Regions from separate parts of the Homo sapiens genome. Here region 1 is linked to region 2. Evidence: chromatin contacts called from ENCODE Hi-C or POLR2A ChIA-PET data. All regions are on one chromosome and are shown on one strand. The core of a region is the stretch at or near the end of the contact, and the rest is flanking DNA. Distances in the headings are between cores, read along the strand shown. Region 1 overlaps IRF2 (interferon regulatory factor 2). Region 2 holds the start of LINC02363 (long intergenic non-protein coding RNA 2363).

Region 1 (6,084 bases), core at 2,949-5,448, 67 kb before region 2:
CTTGTTGGCATTCATCTGTCCATATAAATACTTAACTGAGAGCCTAATGTTCTTCCCTCCCATTCACAAGCATTCTGCCTGGGAATCCTTGTTTATATTTTGAGTGGTTTGAGGTCATTCCAAGATCTCTTTTGCCACTGAAGATTGTTGTAACTCTTAGAATACACTGTCCATGGGGCTGTGGGACTCACTTCTGCTTCAGTCGGCATTCAGGATGTGTTCATGTTTATTGTGAAGTGCTCCAGGCTGGGAGCCCCATGCACCAGTGCCTTGGCTATCTTCTTCATGTCTGCATGCTCAGGGCCAGGCCTAGTGCCTGGTAAGTGGGAGGCCCTCTGTCAAAATTGTTCTGGGAATACACAGATGAATGTCATGGATTTGAAGGGGAGCAACATTGGTGGTGTTTTTGTTCTGTTAAGATAATCAGATTTATGGACACTGGCTTGGCAGTTGTCACATGGCTCTCAGAAAGTCCATTCAACCTACTCCATTCTTAGTAAGAGAGAAAGAGTTGGTTAATTAATGCCTTAAATTTGTTTCCATCCTCTATTGTCTTAGTCTGTTCCCTGTTGCTTCTAACAGAATACCTGACTCTGGATAATTTGTAAAGAAGAGGAATTTATTTCTTACAGTTATGGAGGCTGAGAAGTCCAAGGTTGAGGGGCTGCATCTGGTGAGGGCCTTCTTGCTGGTGGGGACCCTCTGCAAAGTCCTGAGGCAGTGCAGGATATCACCCGGTGCGGGGAAAGAGCATGCTCACGTGCTAGCACAGGTCTCTCTTCCTCTTAAAAAGCCACAATCCTACCCCTCATGACAACTCATTAATCCATTAATCCCTGAATGGATTAATCCATTCATGAGGGCAGGGCCCTCATGACTCAATCACCTCTTAAAGGCCTCACCTCTCAGTACTGCCACATTGGGGATTAAATGTCAATATAAGTGTCATAGGGGGCAAATATTCAAACCATAGCACCTACTTTTAATAAGTTTGAAGGAGGGTGGGAATGGAATGGGTCCCTTGGATTCCTCTGAAGGAACAGCGAGGAAGTTTGGAAAAGTGCATTATAACCAGCTCATGAATGAGACCTTGGCTGGGGCAATTTACCTTTGGTTATGGGTATTTGCAAATGTGCATAGCATGTTTGAGTAGCCCAATGACAAAAAGAAATAGGATAGCAAATTTTCATATGCCTGTATCTAGATGTATGAATATTTTGCCTTATCTTTGTGTGTGTGTGTGTGTGTGTATCTGTGTGTATCTGGTATATTAAAGCAGCTCCCTGACAGCATACATTGTAAGACATAAGGGCATTTTCTTATATATCCACAATATACCATTGTTAATTGGACAAAATTAGTACTGTTTAATATCATCACTGCTCCATTCATATTAAGAATGCCTTGAGTATTCCCAAATAATCTTTTTACAGTTGATTTGTTCAAATCAGAATTCAAAGACTGTCCACAGGTTGTGTTTGGTGTTTATGACTCTAAGTCTCTGCTGACTGTGGGCCTCTGTTTTTTTCCTTCTCGCCATTGACTTGTTGAGACCAGGTTAGTTTTGGGTTTGTCCACATGCTTGCTTGTGGTTCCCTGGGCCATTTCTTGAGGAAGGAAGGAGGCAGTCACATCCGGGGTCCTGGTTTCTCTCGTGGCTCCATGTGACCCCCAACTCTGGTGGGGTTATTGATGTTCTTAGTTCTTCCTGGATCCATGCACTAAGGCAGGGGAATCATCAGATCTTTCCCTTTTTTTCACTTTGAGAGTAGACTTGTGTTTGTGTAAACATCAGGCTATCTCTGACCACGGTAAGGAGTCCAGACAAAAATAGCACACTAATTGGAACGTCTTGCAAATGTTGGGGGGAAGAAGAGGCAGAGGAGATAACAGAACTAGTTTCCATGTGGGGCCAAGGAACATTGTTCTACATTGCTCAAAATAATGTCAGATGCTTTTCTGAAGTCAAGCAGCGCTCATCTCTCCTGCCTTCCTTCAGATGGGCAGAGTTGTGCACACACGTACAAATGGTGGGCCCTGGCATGGCGCGTCTGTCTATACACAGCATGTACCACCACCACGTGTGCAGGACTGGTCACTCGGGGATGAGACACCTGGCACATACTGACGTCACGGGGTCTACACACACATAGCAACACCGTCATGTCCCATGGAACACACAACTTGTGACCAGAATGTTTACTGGTCAGAATCTCTTTCAGTTTTAAAATGAATCTTGCTTTCTCTTACCTTTTCATATGGTCTTCTTCAAAAAAAGAATCTGTGATACAATTTTAAAGATATTTCTGATAAGTTTATTAGTCTTTTCTTTTTTTTCCTGAAGTATGAAAAACTAGGTAAAGGTGACATGTAGTTTAAAAAATATTTACCATTTTAAAGTGACATTCACGATGTCATGCAGCCATCACCACTGTCCAGTTCCAGAACTTTTTATCCCTCCAAAAGGAAATGCTGTACCCATTAATCAGTCACTTCCCATTTCCCTCCCCCCTAGCTTGTGGCAACCAGTAATCTGCTCTCTGTCTCTATGGATCTCTGCTCTCTGTCTGCTCTCTGCTCTCTGTCTTTTCTGGAATATTTCATGTAAATGGAATCATTCAATTTTTGGCCTTTTGTGTCTGGCTTCTTTCATCCAGCATAATGTTTTCAAGGTTCGTCCACATGGTAGCATGTGTCAATACTCTATTCCTTTTTGTGGCTGAATAATATTCCATTGTATGGATATACCACATTTTGTTTACCCATTCATCAGCTGATGGACACTCGGGTTGTTTCCATCTTTTGGCTTTTGAAAGTAGTGCTGCTATGAACGTTTATGTTTTGGTTTGAATGTTGGCTTAGAATTCTTTGGGTATATATCCAGGTGTAAAATTCCTGGATCATCAGGTAATTCTGTGTTTCACTTTCTTGAGGAATGGCCAAACTTTTTCTCCAGAGTGGCTGTACCATTTTGCATTTCCACAGCGATGTGTGAGGATTCCAGTTTCTCCACATCCTCACCAACGTTTGTTATTTGTGTATCTTTTTTTGGAGACATGTCTGTGGGTTAGTCTGTTTCATGTTGCTACAAAGGACTACCTGGGGCTGGGTAATTTATAAAAAAACGAGGCTTCTTTGGGTCAGGGTTCTAGGCTGTACAAGAAGCATGACCTTGGCATCTGCCTCTGTTAAGGCCTCAGGATGGGAGGCAAAGGGCATTACATGGCAAGAGAGGGAGGAAGAGAGAATGGTGCAGGCGACAGGCTGTTTTGAATAATCAGCTCTCACCGGAGCTAATGGAGTGAGAGCTTACTCATTACCACGAGAACGACACCAAGCCATTCTTGAGGGATCCTGCCCCATGACCCAAACACCGTCCACCAGACCCCACCTGCAACACTAGCGATCAAATTTTAACACGAGATTTTGAGGGGACAAACACCTGAACTATTCCAGTCTACTCAGGCCTGTTGCACATTTCAAGAGGGTCCATAGTGTATGTTGCTGGGTTTGGTCAGCGCTTTTGTAGTTGCATGGCTTTTGCGGTTTCTGTGGGACTAGGTTTGGTTGTGTGTGTGTGTATGTGTATGCATGCATGCGTGCAGATGCTTAAAAAGATCTACTTTATCTGTATCAATTTTGTGTCTTGCAAGTTAGATTTCAGATTGTGTCACCCTAGAACTCCTTTGATCTAGAAAAAAGTGCAACAGCAAATTCTTAAGAATCTCGGTGTTTAAGCATAAAGCTTTAGATTCTGGGCATGCACTTCAGGAAAAGCTCTTTCACGAAATGAATTTTCACTTGTATTCATTTTCATGTGAACATCAATAAATGGCATTAAGTGATTTTGCTGTCGATTTTCATCTACATTAAAGCATAAAATGTCACTCAGCCCCTTTCTGATCACTGTCCTTTTGAAATTGGCTAACCCGAAGCCCTCTCTGTGGATGATACAGAATGAACACCGAGGAATTTATGAAAAAGTCTCTCACTTTCAGTTCTCCTTTAATAACTGACTTTTTAGAAGATGGTAGAATTTTCCTTTTAACAGGTTTTGGGAAACTCTCCAATGTTCTGAAATAGTCTTTGTTCTGGCTTTGTGATTGGTTCTGTGGAGAGGCGCTGAATCTCTTTGGGGACAGCTGGGACCCTTTCTGTGTTTCACTATGTGAGACTGAAGTGGTGGAAACTCCCTGCTGACATTTCCTCTCCTTCCTCAGCATCTAGTGCAGGGATCCGCATACCTAGCAATTACCAGAACTGCCTTGAGAGCTTTGAAAGAGTACAACCTCCTGGGCTTTAATCTCCACAGAATCCAGGTCTCAACTGGTCTGTCATAGGACAGGGACTCTTCCAAATCTAAAAGCTGGGAGACAATGAGTGGGTGATTAAGTAATAGCATATGGAGTCGCATGACCTGGGTTTTGAACTTAGACACTTATTATCCTGCAAGTTCCTTGACTAAATAGTTAAAATCTGCTTCTTGGTTTCCTCAGCTATAAAATGGAAATCGTAACATATACCTCACTCAGTAGGCTGTGGGAGGAAGACAAAACTGAGGTCCCTGTGGATGTGGGTAGTCAGATGCACAGTGCCAATGGGACCTTAGTACCTGCCGGTACCGCCACAAGAGCTGCTTGGGCCAGGTTCCTCATCTGTAGCTTTACTAAGAGTACGGCTTTGTTACTAAACCATGGGTTTCCAATCATGTGTTTTTCAGGGTTGCTTGAGGCGGTTTTGAGTTACAGACCTCAACACTGAGAGAGATGTAGAGATAGTCTGATATAAGGATTGTATTGAGGGATGTTTCTCCAGAAAAATGTGTCATTTCATAACCTCTACCTCTTTGTTTGCACTTCTTGCTATTTCTTGCAGGCAGTAGACCCACAGGGATTCGAACATTACTTTCTATTTCTGTTGGATGCACAAGCAAATGGAGATATTTGGTTTCTGTGACAGTGGCCTCAGATGTACCCGACTTTTCTTTAGTAGCATCAAGGGTTTTGGAAACTTGTCTAATTTTTAATTTACCTAAGATAGCTGGAGTTACTATTTACCAAACGACGAGAATAAATTATAAGAGTAAGCATTAGAAGTTTCGGTAGGTGGCCATTTTTCTGTGGTTTTATAAAAAAAAGAGGCACAGGGCCGGGTGTGGTGGCTCACACCTGTAATCTCAGCAGTTTGGAAGCCTGAGGTGGGCAGATCACTTGAGGTCAGGAGTTCGAGACCAGCCTGGCCAGCATGGCAAAACCCCATCTCTACCAAAAATACAAAACTTGGCCAGGCGTGGTGGCACATGCCAGTAATCCTAGCTACTCAGGAGGCTGAGGTGGGAGAATCTCTTGAACCCAGGAGGTGGAGGTTGTAGTGAGCCGATATCGCGCCACTACACTGCAGCCTGGGCAACAGAGCGAGACTCTGTCTCCAAAAAAATATATTGAAAACTAGAAAAGAGGCACAAATAATGGAACACACAAGGTCAAATCATCACCTTTGACCTTGGAAAACATTCCTGCTCTGCAAGACTTCACGAGACTGACTGTCACTCGGGGTAGTCTATCAAGATTTGGGATCCAGCGGGGGAAGTGGGTTTGGTTTACAGTAGATTTTCTTGTCAGCAGTCAACACATTCAGCGATGCTTGCTGGGGAATCTTGCTGGCTAGACCTTCACAACCTTTTGCAATGGTGGGCCAAAACCCATGACTCCAGTTCTTTACCTTTTTTTTTTTTTTTTTTTTCAGGAAAAGAAGATTTTTCAGATCCCCTGGATGCATGCGGCTAGACATGGGTGGGATGTGGAAAAAGATGCACCACTCTTTAGAAACTGGGCAATCCATACAGGTACTAAAACTCCCTGCGGCGTTTATAGAGGAAGGCACTCTTGCTTAGTTTTGTTTTTATTACACATAAAATAGCCTGGCTTATGACCTCATGAAGATGGCTCTGAAAAACCTGTGACTTGTCCCTAGGCACATCCAGGACACATGGGGTACAAACTGCAGCCCTCAGAAGTAATGCTCCCCTCATCCCATACACTCTTAGTCCTTCAATTTCCTATAAATGTGGTATTCTAAGAAGTT
Region 2 (5,937 bases), core at 456-2,955:
ACCACTTGAATTTCTAAATGCCTTAAACAATACCTATAGGCTACTAAACTGGCCAGATAATATTACAAAATTGGCTGTGCTGTGTTTTTCATTTCAACCCTTTCTCTGTAAGGAAGGGTCCCCAGAAAAGAACAGTTCACTTTCACTTCAGTAACTGGTGGAGATTATCCTCCCTTCCTTTTTCAGACTGTCCCATAGACTTCTTGCACTGGGAAATTTGCCAAGTTCCTCACATTTTAGCCACATAAGGCAAAACTCACCGGAAACATGCATTTCCCTTCTCTTCCAGCAACAATGACTTTACCCAGAGTCACCAGGAAGTCCTGTCCACTGTCAGCTGTGCAGTATGTGTGTGTGTGTGTGTGTGTGTTTCACCCAAAATGTGGCATGAAACAGACTTACATAAAAAACAACAGAAAGGCCTTTTTGCAGCACTGCTTGGAAACCCCCATCCTGCTTGATAAGCCTTCTTCGCTGTGTTGCCCCTGCAGGGGCCACTCCTGCCTAAGCTGGGTGGTGGTCCCCCACCTCACCTGTGGGCAGCTCATCCTGGAGGACACAGCATGGGTGAGGGGGTGCCTATTCTCAGTTGTCCCTAGGCACAAAAATTCTGCTACTTTTCTTTTTTAGGAAAGTGATTCCCTTCCAGAAAATATTTTTTTCTTGCTTCAAGTAGAATACTTTTTTTTTTTTTTTTTTAAATACAGGGTCTCACTGTGTCACCCCGGCTGGAGTGTAGTGGCACCATCACGGCTCACTGCAGCCTTGGCCTCCTCAGGCTCAAGTGATCCTCCTTTCTCAGCCTCCTGAGTAGCTGGGGCTATAGGTGAGCACAACCACTCTCAGTTAATTTTTGTATTTTTTGTAGAGATGGGGTTTTGCCGTGTTGCCCAGGCTGGTCTTGAACTCCTGGACTCAAGCGATCTACCCACTTCGACCTCACAAAATGAGGGCTTACAGGTGTGAGCCACTGCACCCGGCCAGCACTCTCAGAATTGATCCTTGTCATGTTCCTCTCACCCATCACTGTAGCTGAAGCCCTGGAGAAGCCACTGATTACCCTCTAATCGTCCTAGGTGTTGGTTTCTCTGTTAACATAATGTCTATAATCGGAACTCTTAACCAGGAAAACTTCCCAAACAATATAAATTCAGTGAAAATATGTGCACTGCTCATACCTGGTTCCCCCGGTACTGTTGCTGCATAAGAAGTCACCCCTTAATTTAGTGGTTTAAAAAGATCATCTTATTTATGCTCTCAGAGTCTGTGGGTTTGGAATTTATTTTATTTTATTTAATTAATTAATTAATTAATTATTTAAGATGGAGTCTCACTCTGTCACCCAGGCTGGAGTGCAATGGCACGATCTCCGCTCACTGCAACCTCTGCCTCCTGGGTTCAAGCGATTTTCCTGCCTCAGCCTCTTGAGTAGCTGAGATTACAGGCAAGTGCCACCATGCCCGGCTAATTTTTTTCTATTTTTAGTAGAGACGGGGTTTCACCATATTGGTCAGGCTGGTCTTGCACTCTTGACCTCGTGATCCGCCTGCCTCAGCCTCCCAAAGTGCTGGGATTACAGGCATGAGCCACCACACCTGGCGGGTTTGGAATTTAGACAGCAGGAGTGGCTTGTCTCTGCTGCATGACAGCTGGGGCTGTGACCACTGTGGGTAACGCAGCAGCTGGGGTGTATTATGGTCTAACGGCTCCTTTCCTTATATGTCTAACCCTGGCCTGGAGCACTGGAGGATGAGGTCCGCTGACTGCAGCGTCCATCCTGGTCCTCCCCAGGCACTGTGGCCTCCCTCACAGCATGGCTGCCTTGGGTACTCGGACTTCACGTGGAAGGCCAGGGCTCCGAGAGCAAATGCCCCAGCAAGACAGAAGCTCAGCCGCCTTTGATGACCTAGAAGCTAGGCAGCATCCATTGTACTGCCTTCTATGGGTTGTGAGTGAGTCCCAAACCTGCCTTGACTCAAGGAAACGGAATTAGGCTCTACGTCTTGACTAGGTAGTGGCGAAGTTCTGGAAGCACATGAGTAGGAGATACTGTGACGGTTTCATCTTTGGAAAATACCATCTAGCACACCTGAATCTGCTTTCAGGGGGTGTAAGGGGATTTCCATGGCAAAATTTGAAGCCACATGTGGTCACTGCTTTGTACTGAGGAAACAAAGTGCTCTGGGCATCCAGAAAGGGGGTACGTTTTTTCTTACTGGGATAAATCTGGCTGCATTTTAGCTAATCCTGGAAAATTGATCGACAAAAGCAAAGGACCAAGAAAGCTGCTTATATCAGTGTCTCCTCCACCCTCAGCCTCCAGTAGCATCCCTACGTTTTACAATTTTATTTATGTCACTTTAAATAAGGTAAGCTCTCCTTTGCTGTTCTGGTGTATTTAGACATACACGTATTTTGCTGTCTTGGGTTCTCGTGATAATACTCTTACATCTTTGCACGCTTCATTTTGACCCCTTCCTACTACTTTGATTTTCCCATGACTTTATTCAAAATTTGGAGAGAATAACCCACTCGGCTCTCTTCTCCCTGGTTGCTTTCTCCACTCATTCTAGCTACCTCTGCTCCATAAAATTATGCTCAATCAAGTATCACATTATTTTTATCTTTAGTTGTATGTGTCGTTCCTGTGTCAAAGAGCTTACCCTGTGGGTGCTGTCCAGCCATCTTGAACATTTTGCAAGGCAAATTTATTTATTTATTTATTTATTTTGAGACATGGTCTCACTGTGTCACCCAGGCTGGAGTGCAGTGGTGTGATCATGGCTCACTGCAGCCTCTAACTTCTGGGCTCAAGCAATCCTCCCACCTTAGCCTCCCAAGTAGCCGGGACTTCAGGCAGGCACCGCCATGCCCAGCTAAGTTTTTAAATTTTTTTCTAGAGACGAGGTCTCACTATGCTGCCCAGGGTGGTCTTGGGCTTCTGGGCTCAAGTAATCCTCTTGCTCTGGCCTCTTAAAATGCTGGGATTACAGGCGAGGGCCACCGTGCCCGACCTGGCAAATTTATTGAAAATTGGGGCAATATTGAATCATCTTTGTATCCCACTGACTAGCAAGAAGGTAAGATACCATGGCTGGCTCAACACAGCTACTACCTAGAAATACACTTCTGTGTTATTCAAACCAGGAGTCAGGAAGGAAAACTAATTGAAAAATACCTTCTGAGTATCTGAATTGGGCAATTGCTATGGGGAACAGAATGACAAAGAAGCAGTACCCCACTCCCCAGAGGAGCTTCCCATCTGCTGGGGGTGCCAAAGCATGAACACATAGAAAGGTGAATAACCACAGCGTGGCAGGCAGGATAATGACACCCCTAAAATGTCCACATCCTGATCCCCGGACCTGTGAGCATTAGCTTACATGACAAAAGGGATTTCGCAGATGAGATTAAGTTAAAGATCTGAGATGGGAAGATGAGTCTAGACTATCCAGGTGGGCCCAGTGTAGTCACAGGGTCCTGATAAGTGGACAAAAGAGTCAAGATAGTTGGAGTTAATGCGAGTTAAGACCGGACATGGCTCTCTTTGGAAGACGAGAGGGGCCTTGAACCAAGGAGTGAGAGCATCTCTAGAAGCTGGCCAAGGCGGGAGGGAACACAGCCCTGTCTACACCCTGATTTTAGTCCAGTGAGACCTAACTTGGACTTCTGACCTTCAGACTGTAGGATAACACAGTTGGGTTGTTTTAAGCCACTAAGCTTGTGGAAATTTGCTATAGTAGCATTTGGAAACTAATACAAATAGCAAAGTTAAATGAGATAAGAATCCAGAAAAAAAGTGTCATAGGTCAATAAGCCAGAAATCGCCGCATACTGGAGCTTCTACTGCAATCTCATACGTTCATCCGCCTCATCGCCCATGAAAACTCTCGTTTCTGGAAAACGAAGGGTGAAAAATAATTAGCTCATGGGAAAAGTAGAGGTGGGCAGACCATTCAAAACTTAACGGAACTTATAACCAGAGCCTTGTTACTATTACCAAGAACAGTAACGATGCTAGTTGAAATATCAGTATAATCGATACAGTTAAATCTCCACTGGCGTCACATCTCCCTCCCACCGTACATCCTTTGCAGTTTTATACCCTGGGCTTCTGATTTCCTCCTTGCAAATGAAGTGTTCTTTTTTTTTTCAACTTTTATTTTAGAATTAGGGGGTACGTGGGCAAGTTTATTACAAAGCTGTAATTTCATGATGCTGAGGTTTGGAGCACACATGAATCTGTCACCCAGGTAGTGAGCATAGTACCCAATAGATAGTAGTTTTTAACCCTTAACCCCCTCTCCTTCTCCTGCTTTTTGTATTCCCCAGTATCTACTGTTCCCATTTTTTGACCATGTGTACCCAATGTTTAGCTCCCACTTACAAGTGAAAACATGCGATATTTGGTTTTCTGTTTCTGAGTTAATTAACTTAGAATAATGTCCTCCAGTGCATCCATGTTGCTGCAAAGGATGTGATCTCATTCTTTTTTATGGCTGCGTAGTATTCCACAGTGTATATGTGCCACATTTTCTTTATGACATTTCTTTCTGAGACCGACCTGCTTCATTAAAATAAAAAATACAACCTGAAGGTAGCCTGTTTGGCCAAGCATTTCTTTTTAAACACCGGGGGATACGTCTTTGCAGATTCTTCATCTTCATTTGCAACTTTCCCAGATTAAAAAAAAAAAGTCCAGTTTAAAAGTATAAAGCACTCATGGAAGACACTTCTGCTGGTAGTCCGATTTTTTTCTTAAAGTTTTCAAACAGTGCTAAAGTTTTCTATTTAATTCTGAAAACCCTACTGCTCATGGCCTCAAAATATTAATCTGCTTGGAAAAACTGATGAACAGCAAACTGTAATTGGTAGATGCCATGAGGGCTGTTGGTTTAAATGAGGGTGGGAGCAGGTTGGGGAGGCCTCTTGCTGGAGGTGGGCTCAAGCTGAGCCTGGAGAATGAGTCAGACGGGAGCTTACAGCATCACTTTCCAGGTGGAAGGAGGAAAATATGGTGCCCGATCCAACATGGGGTGTCCCTGGTGGGCTTTGTTTGGCTCAGACACCCCAGTTGGTGTAGTCCTATTGGCCAGAGCAGCCGCTCTCCCACACCCACAGCTGCTGTTGGTCCTGGGCTTGGGCCTGGAGAAGCCCCTCTTCAGGAGGCTGGGCCAGCCCTATTCTCACACCTAGAGATAGCGCAGCTCCCTCTCTTGGCGTTCAAGCCTCTTGGCCCCTAATTCCCCCTTCAAAGCAGCCTCCTGAGCTTTTGAGGGATTGTCACTCTTGGAGGAAATAAAAACGTAGAAAAATATAGCAGAGCACTCTAGGGAATATGTACTTTCTCAACTTTTCTAGCCACCATCCTTTAAGCAATTATAATGCTTCCGGCTATCACAGGACATTGAGAGGGAAAAGGCCTCATCGACATACCAACTACAGGCCAGGTGGACCTTCGGTGCACACACACCCCAGCGCCCACAGAGATCCAGGCCTCCTGTGTATGAATGTGTGCCATGAATTTAGACCTATTTCTCGCCTTCCGGGCTCTCTATTCCTCATCCTCCATCCAAGTGGCCATCTTGTGCAGGTAATTCTTTTCTCTCCCCTCACCCTTTCCCCCTGCTTCTCCCTACTCTCCCTCCCCCTGTTTCTCTCTGAGTCTCTTTCCCCCTTCTGCCTTCCAGTGCATCCTCTGCAATTTGAGGTGACCCTCTTCTCCAGCTGCTGCTGCAGAACCCCAAGTGTGGTCCCCACACCCCCTCACGGTACACTTCAGCAGGAAGGTGCTTCTGCGTCCCCCTGTCCTCATCCTCCACTGCAGCTGTCCTGCTTCATCTCTTCCTCCTGGACTCAGGTTGGCCTTGGGCCCTGCTCCAAAAGGAGCACATTCACCACAGCTTCAGACTTCCTCCTGCTGCCGCTGCTCCTCGG

What was found. A loop is a pair of places that touch in the nucleus more often than their neighbours do. ChIA-PET counts read pairs that join two places held with the same protein, here RNA polymerase II (POLR2A). Pooled maps may share reads with other maps.
Region 1: a loop to region 2 is called in a map of GM12878, with 2.9 times the contacts of the local background. The contact joins the enhancer-like site here to the promoter of LINC02363 in region 2. A Hi-C loop is called at or near these places in 4 of 168 maps with a recorded cell type or tissue (CD14-positive monocyte, GM12878 and naive thymus-derived CD4-positive, alpha-beta T cell), 29 of 37 single-sample maps with no recorded cell type and 15 of 50 pooled maps. POLR2A ChIA-PET finds 5 or more read pairs at or near these places in 11 of 52 experiments (B cell, GM12878, H1 and 8 more).

The regions. Positions count from the first base shown.
Region 1 is chr4:184,419,230-184,425,313 of GRCh38, reverse strand. It overlaps IRF2 (interferon regulatory factor 2), which reads left to right. Exons shown (of 9, transcript NM_002199.4): 3 at 5,746-5,845. Among named protein-coding and RNA genes, the nearest start is that of LINC02362, 40 kb to the right of the region's middle. Within about 2 kb of position 4,198, at least 6 of the 41 ENCODE cell types and tissues checked have a DNase peak (open chromatin) inside an H3K27ac peak, as active enhancers do; they include B cell, CD14-positive monocyte and GM12878, where a contact is called at or near this core.
Region 2 is chr4:184,349,745-184,355,681 of GRCh38, reverse strand. It overlaps LINC02363 (long intergenic non-protein coding RNA 2363), which reads left to right and starts at 1,705. Exons shown (of 3, transcript NR_040108.1): 1 at 1,705-2,369; 2 at 5,404-5,593. RefSeq lists an enhancer at 1,635-1,704.